2 separate regions of the Homo sapiens genome follow, and region 1 is linked to region 2. Evidence: chromatin loops called from intact Hi-C (ENCODE). Cell type or tissue: CD4-positive, alpha-beta T cell. All regions are shown on one strand. Links, peaks and the distances in the headings refer to the core of each region. The heading gives the core; the rest is flanking DNA.

The links. Hi-C counts contacts between places; a loop is a spot of excess contacts. Peaks named below come from ENCODE experiments on the same cell type or tissue, not always from the same donor. Only the 100,000 strongest peaks of a DNase experiment are listed, where the experiment ranks them.
Region 1: it touches region 2 in a loop (4-fold over the local background); 6 of 110 quality-filtered maps call a loop at or near these places.

Annotation. Positions count from the first base shown.
Region 1 is chr5:126,445,803-126,453,595 of GRCh38, forward strand. All of the region lies in intron 1 of GRAMD2B (GRAM domain containing 2B), which reads left to right. Among named protein-coding and RNA genes, the nearest start is that of GRAMD2B, 26 kb to the left of the region's middle. RefSeq lists an enhancer at 1-223. In CD4-positive, alpha-beta T cell, for the core only: no CTCF peak of the experiment used is centred there; DNase peaks (open chromatin) are centred at 4,049 and 4,759; H3K4me3 peaks cover 1,458 bases; H3K27ac peaks cover 3,837 bases.
Region 2 is chr5:126,371,154-126,378,466 of GRCh38, forward strand. It overlaps a transcript of GRAMD2B not described here. Among named protein-coding and RNA genes, the nearest start is that of GRAMD2B, 49 kb to the right of the region's middle. RefSeq lists enhancers at 1-378, 379-902. In CD4-positive, alpha-beta T cell, for the core only: no CTCF peak of the experiment used is centred there; a DNase peak (open chromatin) is centred at 2,818; H3K27ac peaks cover 1,003 bases.

The DNA.
Region 1 (7,793 bases), core at 1,441-6,440, 76 kb after region 2:
CTCTTCTTCAGCTTCAAGAGAGCCGAATCTGACTCAGGTGTTGAGATTGGGGAATGGCATTTCCATTTCTTCCTCTCTCCAGTATAGCCAGAGCAGGAAGGGCAAGAGAAAAGGGGTCCTGGTACCTGGTGATGTCAAAGTAGGCAGCTCCTACTGCTGTGCTAGCAAGAGCCATGTGGACTAGTGTGAGAACAGGAACTCTCCCAAGTCCCCTACTGGGTAACCAGATACCCAACAGTGTGCCTAGAGATGCTTTAGTCCACTCCAATCCTAAATACTACTACATTGTGCTAATAGTTTCCCTGAAAAACAGCCATATTTCACTCATTTTTTTAAAAATCAATTACAATTTTTAGCCTTAAGGTTTGATATTGGTATTGTGTTTATTTTTTCAAAGAATCTTTATCTTGTAGAGTTATACACTGCAATAGTTACAGATGAAAAGATAGTGTGGTCTGGGATTTGTCTCAAAACCAGTAGGAGGTAGGAGTGGTGGGCTACAGGTATATAGATGAAACAAGATTGCCTTGTTTATACTATTCTATCTACTTTGTACCTGTTTTCTATGTTATAAAATGTTCATAGTAAGTGGTTTAAACTTCAAAAATCATTTCTGAAAATAAGTGGATACCCTTATTTACTCAGCTGTGCTATAAATTTCATATTAACCCCCCAAAACTAGACCAGTCTGAGTGTTTCTAATAAAATCCAGCAGTAACCGTGACTGATTTTAAAACATTCACTGCTTCTCTTATCTACAATGCCTAGCTTCATTAGTCATGTAGAAAATGTTTACATTCCCCAAGCTTTTAAAAATTAAAAAAAAAAAAAAAAAAAACCTATGTGTTCTCAATTTGAGTAAGGTGTGACGGAGAGCAGCTCTGTGACACAGGCTGAGGGAGGAGGATTTGGTGTGGAGGCGAGGAAACTGGGGCCCTTACTAAGACACTGAAATATGATAAACATCCTTATGAAGATGCCACTCCCAGAAACTGGGACTTGAGCTACTCTTAGGAAGCCACAGACCATGGAATACAGATTCTTCTCCTGGAAACTTCTCCATTTCCAAGAAGGCATAAAATGAAGGAAAGCAATCCTCTTTCCTTTCCGTTTCTTGGAATCTAATATCTAAGCATTACCCTTTACACTCTAGCAAAGTAAAGCAAACTAAGGCATGACGGCCCCTCCCAGCAGTAATTATGAGATCATTTGGCCTCAGTAACTAGGCAGACTCCACTACCTTTCACCTAGTTTCGTGGGAAGAAATGGTAAAGCTCCCTCGATGGAAATGTTCCTTCTTTCGCCATAACCTTCACAGGATCCATCTGTCTAATCTTTGTCTGAAGGAATTGGAAGGGCAGGCGGTTGCCTCACCAAAAGCACCCTCAGTACTTTAGTCTACTGAATTATGGGGGGTTGTTCCAGAAGAGGATCCAAACCCCAGCAGAAAACTCCTGGCCTTTCCCATGCCAGTTTTCCCAAGCCCAGGAATTCCAAGTGAAGTACATCCATTCCTATTGCTATTTATACTGTCTGGTGTAGCCAAAATGGGCCCTGGGCTAGAAATCAGAAAGCCTAGGCCGGGCGCAGTGGCTCACGCCTGTAATCCCAGCACTTTGGGAGGCCAAGGCGGGCAGATCATGAGGTCAGAAGATTGAGACCATCCTCGATAACACGGTGAAACCCCGTCTCTACTAAAAAAATACAAAAAATTAGCCGGGCGTGGTGGCGGGCGCCTGTAGTCCCAGCTACTCAGGAGGCTGAGGCAGGAGAATGGCGTGAACCCGGGAGGCGGAGCTTGCAGTGAGCCGAGATCGTGCCACTGCACTCCAGCCTGGGCGACAGAGCAAGACTCCGTCTCAAAAAAAGAAAAAAAAAAAAAAAGAAAGAGATCAGAAAGCCTGGCCTTTAGAGCTGATTTAAGGAACATGAAGTCCTTAAGGTAAATGAATTGAACCTTTTTGTGGGGATACAGAGATGTGAAAAGACCAGGATCCTGCCCTCCAGAGGCATATGGTCAAAGCAGGGCAAAGACAAGTAAACAGTAGCCCATTTATAATTTTTTTTTTTTTTAAAAAATAGTCTCACTCTGTTGCCCAGTTTGGAGCACAGTGTGGCATGATCTCGGCTTACTGCAACCTCCGCCTCCCAGGTTCAAGCAATTCTTCTGCCTCAGCCTCCCAAGTAGGTGGGATTACAGGCATGCACCACCACATCCAGCTAATTTTTGTATTTTTTAGTAGAGAGAGGGTTTCACTGAGCAGGCTGGTCTCAAACTCCTGACCTCAAGTAACCCACCCGCCTCAGCCTCCCAAAGTGCTGGGATTACAAGTGTGAGCCACAGCACCTGACCCCATTTATAATTTTTAAATAAACCACATACTAAAGTGATACAGTTGCCATGACAGTCACAGGGTACTGGAAAGGAGCACAAAGAAGAAGAGGTCAGTCCTTAGGACCTAGAGGGGGTTGGGGAAGTTGCCAGGTAGGAGGTGACCCCATCAAGAGCTAAATCTTGAAAGATAAACAGTGCTTGCAAGGGACCACAGAGAAGGCATGGCAGCCCAGGAGGAGGGTGCTTGGGGGCAGCATGACAAGAGGTTCAAAGCCAGAAAGGGAGGCTTCACATTGCAGAGGACCTGTTTTCTGTACTCATCTTCAGCTTTATCCTGTAGGCAACAGAGAACCAAAGGGGTTTTAAAGGAGGAGAAGGAATGATATGATCATATTTGGGCTTTACAAAGATCACAGAGCACAGTGATCTTCCATATAGATGGAAGGAGGAGGGGTCACATATAACTCAAATGAGGTAGGGAGGTATAGTGGTCCAGGCAGGAGGCATTAAGGACCCTAGCTAAGCCAACCAAATTAGGGAAAGAAAAAGAGGGGACTTAACTGGAAAATATTAAGGAGGTAAAGTCTACAGGTCTTGGTGTCTGACCGGGCTTGGAAAGAGAAGGCTAGTCATAGTATGAGAGTAATAGAGGCTTCAGTCACTAAGATTGGAGTTGTGTGGGCCCTCAGCGAACTCATCTTTGTTTCCTTATTTGTGAAATGTGGATAACACCTGTCTTACATGCCGGCCTCAAACACCTGTCTAACACACCTGTCTTTCATGCCTGCATGAGGGTTAGTGTGGTATCATGGTGTCACGGGTATGAATGCTTTTTGAACGGCAAAGCACCATGCAAATATAAAGTCATCCGGGAAATCCAGTAGAAAGGAGTGGCAAGGAAGAGGGAAGAGGCAGAGATGTGTTTTCCAAAGCGATGCGTTTCAAGTCCAGATAGAGAAAATGCATATTTGTGGTGGGAGAAATTAAGGACAGTAAATAAAGATGTCAAATATAAAATTAAAATCTTTTAGATCCACTGCTTATTTCCTTGAAAGTGGTACTGTCATGTACAAATTATATTCAATCTAATTCTTCTATCCCGTAAAAGTTAGTTATATTTAAAATATTGGGGTAAACATTTTAACAGCAGTGAGGAGCTATCACTAGTTCCACAATTATTCCATATCTTGATAGTTGTAATTAAAATCATGTATATTTTTACATAATAACAATATGGAATAATTCTATATTGTTGACACTAACATGACAAACCACATGGATAACTTCTAAGGAAAGCCAAATACAGATAAGAGACATTTACATCCTTAGGTAGATTAACACCTTTGAAACCTCACAATCTGAAATACTAAAACTATACTCTCTTATTTTTCGCCATGGGATATCATGAGCTTCTTTTTCCTTACGTATGTCTAATATGAGGGTGTTTTGGTTAAATCAAAGCCTTTTACATAAAACTGCTTTCACCAATATATAGATATATTCCACTTTTTTAAAGTGACAGTGTCTTTCTTCTCTAGAAGTTGAGTCCCATTAATTTTTTTTAGAAAAAGAATCCTGAGCTGTAATAATACTTGGCATTTAAGCAAAGAGAATTTTCACGTGTGCTGCTGATGCCCGTGTTGATTCACTTGGTGGGATATGGCATGAGACCGAAACCTGGCCTCTGGGAGAGTCCTGTGTGTCACATCCTGTGAACACCCTACTCTGTCCTCATATGTGTGTGGCTCTGCACTGTAAGATCAGAACACAGGAGACTGAGGAAGTAGCAATGCAGAGTTTGAGTGAGGGAGAAACAAAGCGACAGGTTTCTGGAACTATTTTGGACTCCCGTAGTAACTTTTAACTCTGCTACAATGCCCATGTACTTGGTCTTTTAAGCTCTCTCTGGCTTTTGATCTCTTTTTTTTTTTCCTCCTACATGAAACAGAAGACAGAGTTACAGGAAATGAAGGGTATAGGAGGAAAGAAAGAGCTGTAGTTATCGTAGATGCCAGAGTGGTAAGAGGCAGCTCTTCTTTCAGGGGCTTAGCTGAGGGCCAGAGTAGTACAGCTCGTCTCCACGGGGGTGGAGAGGGGTGCCTCAAAACAAAAGTGAACATTTCTCTCTTCTAAGTCGGCTTCTAATGGCCCTGGTTTTTGTCTGTTTTAACCTAAAAGGTTATTGCACTATTAACAGGTAAAAAATTCTCTTCTGACCAAATACATGTATTTCTAGCATAATATATTCTCTCTCTCTCTCTGGATAAAATTTATTAGCATATCAGCATAAACATAATTTTTGTAAGGTCAGACAAGAGATTTGAAGTGTAATTCAAGGGGAATTTGTATTAACGTAATGAAACATTCTGCTGTGAAGTTTACTAGCAATGCCTCACTCTGGGTTATCATTTCTGACTCCTCCCATTTCCTTTCTCACCCGTCACCTGGCCTTCATTCATTCTCTGTCCTAGAAGATAACCTCTAAAACCAGTGACAGTCCATCCAGCCTGCTGTTAAAAAAAAAAAAAAAAAAAAAAAAAATGTTGCTCACTCTGTCCCGGCCAGTCTGGCTCTAGCGTCAGCTCAAAGGGGCCCAGGTACAGCTCGGGCTGCCACTCCATAGGGTGCAAGCTGTAAGCCTTGGTGGCTTCCATGGGGTGCTAATCCTGCAGACACACAGAATGCAAGAGTGAAGAAGTCTTGACAACTTCCACCTAGATTTCAGAGGATATTTCAGAAAGCCTACATACCCAGGCAGAAGCCTGTCGCGCGGCGTAGCCAACACAAAAACTCTACTAGGGCAGTGCTGAGGGGAAATATGGGGTTGTGCCCCCACACAGAGTGCCCAACAGGGCACTGCCTAGTGGAACTGTAGGAAGGGGGCCACTGTCCTCCAGACCCCAGAATGGTAGAGCCTCTGGCAGCTTGCACCCTACATCTGGAAAACCCACAGGCATTCAACTCCAACCCGTGAGAGCAGCCAGCGAGGCTGCACCCTGCAAAGCCACAGAGGCAGAACTGTCCGAGGCCTTGGGAGCCCACTCCTTGCACCAGTGAGCTCCATAACTTGATCTTGAACTTCCAGCCTCCAAAACCATGAGAAATAAATTTCTGTTGTTTACAAGTATGTTAGTCCATTTGCATTGCTATAAAAGAATACCTGACACTGGGTGATTTATAAAGAAAAGAGGTTTAATTGGTTCACAGTTCTGCAGGCTATACAGGAAGCATGGTGTAAACAATCTCAAAAGAGATTGTTTTGGAGCTTTAAGACTTAATGACTGCCTTGCTGGGTTTCAGACCTGTGTGGGGCCTGCTTCCCCTTTCTTTTGGCCGACTTCTCCTTTCTGGAATGGGAATGTTTATCCAGTGCCTGTACCACCATTGTATCTTGGAAGTAAATAACTTTTTTTATTTTACAGGCTCATTAGTGGTAGGAGATGAGTCTCTTACGAGACTTAGGACTTTAGACTTGATGCTGGAACAAGTTAAGACTTTTGGGGACTTTGGGGAAAGTATGATTGTATTTTGCAATGTGAGGACGAGATGTGGGGGGCCAGCGGCAGAATGATATGGTTTGGATATTTGTCCCCTCCAAATCTCATGTTCCAGTGTGATTCCCAGTGTCAGAGGCGGGACCTGGTAGAAGATGATTGGATCGCAGCAGTGGATCCTTCACAAATGGGTTTGCACCATCCCCTTGGTGATAAGTGAATTCTCACTCAGTTAGTTAATATGAGATCTGGTTTTTTGAAAGAGTCTTGGACTTCCCCTTCTCTCTCTCTTGCTCCCACTCTCACCATGGGATGTGCCTGCTCCCCCTTCGCCTTCCACCACGATTGTAAGCTCCCTGAGGCCCTGACCAGAAGCAGATGCCGGCACTATGCTTCCTAGACAGCCTGCAGAACTGTGAACCAATTAAACCTCTTTTCTTTATAAATTACCCAGTCTTGGGTATATCTCTATAGCAATGCAAATGGACTGACATTCTTGTAAACAACAGAAATTTATTTCTCATGGTTTTGGAGGCTGGAAGTTCAAGATCAAGTCATCAACAAATTCAGTGTCTGGTGAGGGCACATTTGCTGTTTCATGGATGGCTGTATTTTGTTGGATCCTCATGTGGTGGAAGGGACTAATGAGCTCCCTACAAGGGCATTAATCCCATTCATGAGGGCTCTACCCTCATAATCTAATCACCTCCCAAAAGCCCCACATCCTAATGCCTTCACCTCGGGGGTTAGAATTTCAACATGTAAATGTTTGGTGGACACAAACATTCAGACCATAGCACCTGGTTTCCCTGACATTACTCTCTTGCAATACCCATCTATCAAAAAATAGACAATACTTTTCTCCTGAGTATCAGGTTCATAAACTGTCACATCTCAGGAAACCATGGCAGGGCCTTTTATTCCCTAAATTCAGAAGCACCCTTATCCGTCCATCAGTAAGTCTAGCCCCTCAGCCACTCTATTCCTTATCATTCTACTCTCCTGGCAGTTCTCATACTACAGACACCACTTCTCCTTGGCATTCCTGATATATAAGTCAGTTCTTTCCTTTCTCCTCCTTTGTATACTAGTAGTAGAACCTTTTATGACTCTTGCCTGAAGTTCTCATCCTCACAGTTTTGTTCTCTCTTTGATCTTCTGTTCCTTTAACATGAGGTTCCAAATTGGTTTCCTTTATGATAGACCTCACTAAGTAATGAAAAATTTCAGTTTCTCTAAGTATGTTTTTCTGGACTTTATGCCCTATTCTTTTGCATTTCTATCTTTTTGTTTGGGTAAGCTTTTCATTCTAGTTAAAAACTAGTTCTTTCCTAAACACAGTCTTCAGAACAAAAAACCTTAATCAAATAGATATCCTCTAATATATCTTAGGTATATGAAAAGTGGCTCATTGTGACATCCAATTGCTGGTGGAGAAGAGCCCCAAAAAGGAACGAAGATATGAGGCCAAGGTGGGCAGATCACCTGAGGTCAGGAGTTCAAGACCAGCCTGGCCAACATGGTGAAATTCTGTCTCTATTAAAAATACAAAAATTAACTGGGCATGATGGCACATGCCTGTAATCCCAGCTACTTAGGAGGCTGAGGCAGGAGAATTGTTTGAACCCAGGAGGTGGAGGTTGCAATGAGCCAAGATCACGCCACTGCACTCTAGCCTGGGCAACAGAGCAAGACTCCATCTTCTCCATCTTAAAAGAAAAAAAAAAAAAAAAAAAGGAATGAAGACAGAAATTCAAAAAAATGCTTAAAGTCCCTGCCCCTAAAAAGGTTATAGTCTAGTTTGGAGGAGATATATTCAGTATATGTTTTTAGGAAGTTTATTATGCAATGCAAAATAGCATTCATGCACTGAGGCTGTAAATAACAAAGGAGAATTCACTATCAGCAGCATCAATCTTCCTTGGCTGGAAACTAGAAAAGTCCATTGCTACCTCCTTGCTGCA
Region 2 (7,313 bases), core at 565-5,564:
AGATTCAGTGGTGTTCATCTTAGTGAACTAAAAGTTGAATTTCCCAAACACATTTATTTCTTTACAGCAAACATAGGTAGGATGAAAACCGCCCTGTGTCACACTGATATGTTAATCATTAACTGACTTTTAAAAACATAGCCTCAGCTAGATTGAGTCACATGAAGAAAGAGCTTCCTGCAATTCAAGGACTGTACAAAGCTGAAACGCAGAGATTTTCATATTATTTGGGAGACTCAGAAATGAGCTTTTAAGGTTGTTCCTTGACTTGCGGGTCAATAAGCGCACAATGGTGAAGAAAAGGCTGCCTTCTAGTGACACGGTGTTCCGGTTTGAGACTCCGGGCAGCCCAAGGAAGGCCAACGTGGAGGCCTCACGCAGCTCCACAGACAGCCCCAGCTCGGTGTTCCTCAGGTGGGTACAGCCTGGGCCTGGCCATCCACGTCTGTCCCCCTGGTGGCCTCAGCTACCCAACTGGTGACCCTTGGAGAGCTCCTTTTTCATTCCTGGAGGTAGGGATCAGCCATGGGAAGAGAAGGTGCAGCCTAGGCATCCTGACCAGTGGATTCGAAGGGGGTATGTAATAAGGGATGGGCTCTTCTGAGCAAATAGAACTATTATTACTATGAAGGAAAAATAATTTTTAGTGCCTTCTTTAGTACTTTCTTAGTACTGGATAACTGGTCACTATGCAATTCCTCAATTCTTGACTCACTCTCAGGTTCATAAGAAGTGAAAACAAATCGTTGAACCCCAAATCGACTTTGGTATCAAAATTACATGAACTATTATTAAAATAATAATTATTAAAATATTAAGATAATTGCCTTCTTTTTGCCTTTCCAATTTAAATTTAAAATAGTAGCAACTGTTCTCTGGTTCAAGTACTTACTGCATAGTGATTTATAGCAGTTTTGGCCAATTTCAGAACATATTCATTTTAGCTATAAACTCATCAGTATCCAAATCAGCACATTAATATCCACATCAACACCACTCTAATAACTACATATTTTTCATGAAAATTTATTTTTCAAATTCTTTATTCATTTTGTCTCATTATATTTATCTAGCAATTTATAGAATGTAGAAATTTAGTATAAGTGGAAATCACATATTCAAAAGAAAGTTTTTCATCCAACTTTCATGTAAACTTTAACGTAGCATTCATGTAAACTTCTCAGAATAACCCCCACACCCAAACTTTACTTTTTGACAGCACCATATCCAGAAATTCAAGAGTTAAATATGATCGTTGTTTTCTTTTTTAAATGGTTTTAAATCATTTACACAAAAAGTACTTTAAATTATAGCTTTCAAAAATTTAATAGAAAACAAAGAAGTTCTATTTTATTTAATTGCATTCACATATCAGAATGCCAGGTTATGAAAATAAATTAAACACTTTTAAAAAGAAGTTTTAGAGACCAAAAAAGTGAATGTGTGCAAATTGTTTTGTAATATATCTATTTTCAAGTTACTTAATTTTTCTATCCATTATTAAAATGAATCTATCTTACTTGTATTAGTAGTTGAGCAAGGGTATAATTCTGTGATTTAAAATGTAAAACTTAGGCAAACAAAGAGAAAAAATAAAAATAAAATAAAATGTAAAACTCATCCATTATTTCCATATTTTGCTGAGCTTCAAGTGCCTCTTGAATTGCTTTGTCTGTGGAATCCATCTCTTAAGTAGACTGTCATGCAAATTCTTCTTTGGAGCTCAAGCTCTAACCAGGAAAAAAATTAAATTAAATCAAAATGTATCAACAAACAAATAAATATTAAAACAAATACAAAATACATAAAGTATAATTGAAACAAAATAAATGTTTTCATAATTATAGATAAATAGAATAAAAGTAAAATAAAACCCACATCAACTTAAATTCAAGCCTCTTGCAAAAAAAGCTCCAGCCTATGTCACCCGCATATTTGAGTATTCAATATCAAATTTCTATGTTAGCATCTGTAAGTGGTTTTTTTAAATGTGTATTAGAACCGACCTAAAAAAATTTAACATATCTCTAAGTAGGTCAGGCATTGAAGGACTTTTAGTCTAGTTGAAAGATCTATTTAATGTATTGTGTAGAAAATCACTGAAAATAATTTGTGGAAGCATTCAGGCACACATTGGTTAAATCTTTGAGATAAAAAAATAAGACCAGGTAAACACTTTCCTTTACCTTCTAAATAAGTATTGAGAATTTATGTGGCTGTTTTAGTATCACATTATCCTTTCAGTGAACTAGAGCTAATAAAATGTACTTGCAGATCAACAAGCCACTTCAAATAGGCACAGATACAATTTACACAGTGTTTGTATTCAATCACTCAATTCAACAAAAGTTTATTGAGTAATTATTATATGCCAGGCTATGTACAAGGCACAGAGGTTACAATCATGAGTGAGATAGACTTAGTCCCTGCTCTCATGGAGATTTAGTTTAATGTTTAAGACAGGCCAAAAAAATGAATGAATGCATATGTGCATACATAAATACATAATTCAAAAATTAATATGTTTTATAGGAAACAAAGCTGAGGCAGACAGTAAGATAGAGAAAACTACTTTGGATGGGGTGGTAAGTAAAGGACTCTCCAAGGAAGTGATATTTAGGCTGACTTAGAACCAGTCATCATAAGACTGAGAAGGAGCGTGGTTGCCCTGCATAGGGAAGATAGGGAAGAAGTCTAGAGGAAACTGCGAAGAGTGGCACCCATGAAATCAGAGAGATAAACAGATGATAAGGGGGGTTAGAGTTCTATTCTAATTGTGGCAGGAAGCCACTGAGGGTTTAGAATAGAAGAGTGTCATAACGTGACATTCACTTTAAAAGAGCACTCTGGCCTACTTGTGGTTGATTTCCAGTTGTCTGAGCATTCAAGCAATGCTGCATCTTGCCTGTTTCCCCTGGTACATTGTGGAAGGGTGTCTCTAAGGCACATACCTAGAGGAAATGTTCATCATAGATTATGAACATGATTAACTTTTTTTGCCAATGTCATTCTGTGTTCCAAAGTTCTGTGTCATTTGCGCTACCACCAGCAGTTATTCTGCTGTCTCAGCAACACTGGAATTGTCTGATTTTTTTACCTTTTTCAATCTGCAAGGTGTGAAATGGTAACTCAATGTGGGTTTAATATATGTTAAACTAAGAGGAGAAACATCTTTTCAACATGTTTAGTGGTCTTTTTTTGTTTTCTCTTCTATAAAATGCCTACTTATGAATTTATATCCCTTTTGGAGGAAAGAGGTCACTATCGTTTTCTTCTTTTGAGATAGTTTTTTAAAATACTCCAGACGCTGATCTTTTGTTATGTGTTGCAAGTATTTTATTCCAACATATGACTTGTCTGTTTACACTCTCTACTATGTCTGAGTTCTTATTTTAATTTGTTAGTTTATTAATTATTTTCTTTATGATTTGTTTATGACTTAAGAAATCCTTCCATACCCTGAAGTCTTAAGAACATATGTATTTTCTGCTAGAAGTGTGTTTTCCTTTCAAACTAGGATTCTTTCTGTGTTTAGAACGTATTTCCTTTTCTGATGTGAATTAGGGCATCATTCTAAATTATTTGTAGAGATAATAAATTGTCCCACATTATTTATTGAATAGACTGTCCTTTCGTCACTAATCTGTAATGCCAGCTCTGTCATATATCACTGTCTTAATTACCATCACTTTATAATAAAAAATCTGCTAAGACAAGACTCCTTACCCAGTTCAGAAGTGTTTCATTACGTTGACCCTTTGTTCTTCCACTTAAATTTTAGAATTAGCTTATCAAGTAAAACTTTTTAAAAATGAAATTACATTAAGCCTATTGTTCAACTTGAGAAAATTCAACATCTTTACGATGTTAAATATACCAATTCATAAACATGGTATAGCTTTCCATTTATTTAGGTTTTCTTTAATGTCCTTCAATAAAGTTTTAGAATATTCTGCATAAAGATCTTACACATCATGTTAGATTTATTCCTAGATATTTTACACCTTTGTTGTTATTGTAAATATATTTTACATTGTATTTTCTTTTGTCAATGTACAGAAATATAATTAGATTTCTAAATTGATCTTATGTTCAACATCCTTGCTAAACTTTTAATAATAAACCTGTAGACACTAAGAGATTTTCTTTGTAGACAATAATATTGAAATAATAAAAATTTTATTTTTACCTTTCCAAAATTTACTCCTTGAAATCTTTTTGTTTTTTTTTTTCGAGATGGAGTCTCGCTCAGTCACCCAGGCTGGAGTGCAGTGGCGCGATCTCGGCTCACTGCAAGCTCTGCCTTCCTGGGTTCACACCATTCTCCTGCCTCAGCCTCCCGAGTGGCTGGGACTACAGGCGCCTGCCACCACACCTGGCTAATTTTTTTGTATTTTTAATAGAGACAGGGTTTCACCATGTTAGCCAGGATGGTCTCGATCTCCTGACCTCGTGATCCACCCTTCTCGGCCTCCCAAAGTGCTGAGATTACAGGCATGAGCCACCGCGCCCGGCCACTCCTTTAAATCTTCTTTTGCTTTATTACACAAGCAAGGAACACTAGTATAATGTTGAGTAGATGCAATAATTCTAGATATCCTTGTATTGTTCCTGATTTTAAAGGGAATGCTTTTAATATTTCAGGATTTATCAGCTGTTTTCAGATTAAAAGTTTCCTTCTAGTTAAAGTTTTCCAAGAGGTTGTTAAAGTTATTCAGTGCTTTCCCAGCCTCCATTGAGTTAATCCCCATTTGAAAATCTTTGACATTGATAATGTGCACAGTACCTCAAAATTCAAAATTTGCAGAAATCATCGTTTCTCAAAATATACAGAACATTAAGCAGACTTGGAAAAACATGAATTGCTGTAACGTCTATAGGTAGTTGACTGGGAAAGGCTTTGGTGAATTAAGAGTTTCATAAATTATCACTCCGGAAATTTAAGAAATCAAAAACCTCTATTGGATCAAGAAGCTTTTGGAGATTTATTATGCAAATTAGCCATTAGGCAAAAGTGAAAGTTGCTCAGTGGAGTTAGTGTGTAGAATAGGACACCATGGCCTTTGGGAGTACAAACAAGGCCCAAGATGGGAACTGAAGAGGACAAAAATGAGGCAGAACTAATCGGAAATGTTAGGAGGGTGCTCAAAGTCCTTCTGTGTTCTGGGATGAGGTCCACTCCAGGCTGCAGTCAACGATAACCTTGGTGTCCAAGGCAGCCCCACAGTCACACTCATTATGCCTCCATTTAGTGGCTCCAATGCATCTGTGTCTTCTCCTCTATTCTAGCTGCCACCAGTGGGTAGGAAAGAAAATGTTTGCCCTTCTTTCCTTCTGCCCTCTTCTCTCAAGAGCTTTGTCTTTTCTTAGCCAACCCCACTTCTCCTGCTGTTACAAAAAGGACAGGAGCACTCTATGGCACCAGATGAACAGGAACACAGCAGACACTGTGCCATGACCCATTTTCACTAGTCAAGCCCATGGGCTCAGCGCCTGTTCACAAGACTGCTATGTAGAGGCTGGAGTGGGGCCAAGTCCTGGAAAATGAGGTTACTTCTCCAAGAGCAGGGATGAGATGGAAGCATTCAAAGGAAGCAGCACTGTTTTAAGGGGATATATAATGGCATTAGTTTTCTGGGTGTGGAGCAGGTATTTCAGCAAATGGGCAAGGTCAGGGCAGGAGGACCTATGAACTCTGCAGAGCTTCACAGAGGAGAGTGAGGGGCAGGCTAAGACAGGAGGCAGAGAAAGAACAAATTGCACCAGGATATAGTGAGACATGGCTATGGAAGTTAAAATGAGGAGGTTGTCAGAGGACTAGGCTCTCTTAGGAGAGTTAGAATTTTCCCAGCAGGAAAGAATAAAACTCGCCAGCAGTGTCATTGCAAGGAGCGAAAGGACCTCTGGTCTCTTTCCCAGACTTCACCAGATACTTCCGCACATTCAATATTTTCTCAATGCACATGCTCTATCTAGTTGCCAGGCTGTTGAACATGCTGGAAGTCCTCTTTGATGGCCTCAAAAATTCCTATGCCCTTTCAAGATGCACCTGGAAGGTCTAGTTTAAGCTCTGCGTAACTTCCCTTTGCCACCCACACCCCCACTCTCATCCCTCAGAACTAGCAACCTTTTAATTGTTGGCACTATATCCTATATTAACCACTTATCAGAATGTATTGCCATCAGGATGTATTTATTACAAAGCCAATGCAGCTTAAGTTTCTACCCTCACTTATAAGACAGCTTCTACTGTCCAAGGCCCTGGGAGGGCCACTGGTAAGGTGCGCAGATAGTCCTACATTCCTGAAAAATTTGCAGATAGTATTTTAACTGCAAGTATAATTTCTGTCTCTTTCCACTCCTATTTTTCCTCTTTCACACTTTTCCTCCAGTCAGATATGTAGCCAAAGGCATTTTTGGCATTCTGAACTAAGGGGAAGTTGTTCAGAGATACATTTAGTTTGGTATTTGTGGAATCTATTTGTGTGATTTGCCTTCATTTCTGTGTGCACGTAAGTTATCACTGGCTGTATGGTATTAGAATGGCTTCCAGGAATACTCCTACCACCCTCTAAGCCAATATGCCCTGCTCTGGGGCATGGGGCAGAGTCAGAGATGGGATCATGATATGAACATGGTGTCATGCATCAGAAGTGTGTGGGTAGTGGAAAAGAAAATAAGTTTGAAATGTACAGAGCCAGAAACTAGTTTCTGACAAATTTTTCCAATCATCAGATATATAAATCATAATATACATAAATATATAAAGTGGTAGATTCTATTCTTTTTATTGCCTAGTCAAGACAGTTCTCTCCTATTAGGACTATATACTCGATAATGCAGCTAATATAATTATACCAACCTTATTCTTTTTCTTTCTTTTTTGGTGATATTTGTGCATAATAGACTTTATCAGAATTCTTGTGTTTATAAGGCACAAACCCGAAGTAATACTAAAAACACCCACTGCATTTGTGTATGTGTCACATAGTAGATTATCATCACATTATCAAAACTGGGTTTGGATTTGAAATAAATCTTTAGCCCATCAATAAAAAGGTAAGTTTTTTTCTAGAGAAAAAAAACTAAACCACCTTCTTTTCTGTTTACTGAAAATATTATGAGGTTGTTGCCATATGAAGAGATCAATGAGTATCAGCTATAAATTATAAAAAAATATTGTAGAATATGTCAGACAGTTAGTTCATAAGAGCACTATATTACTTTTCTGGATTTGGAGATGTTTATGGAATCTGTAAACTCTTTCCAATTCATAATTTGATTTTTTTCCTCATTTAAATGTATAATCACTT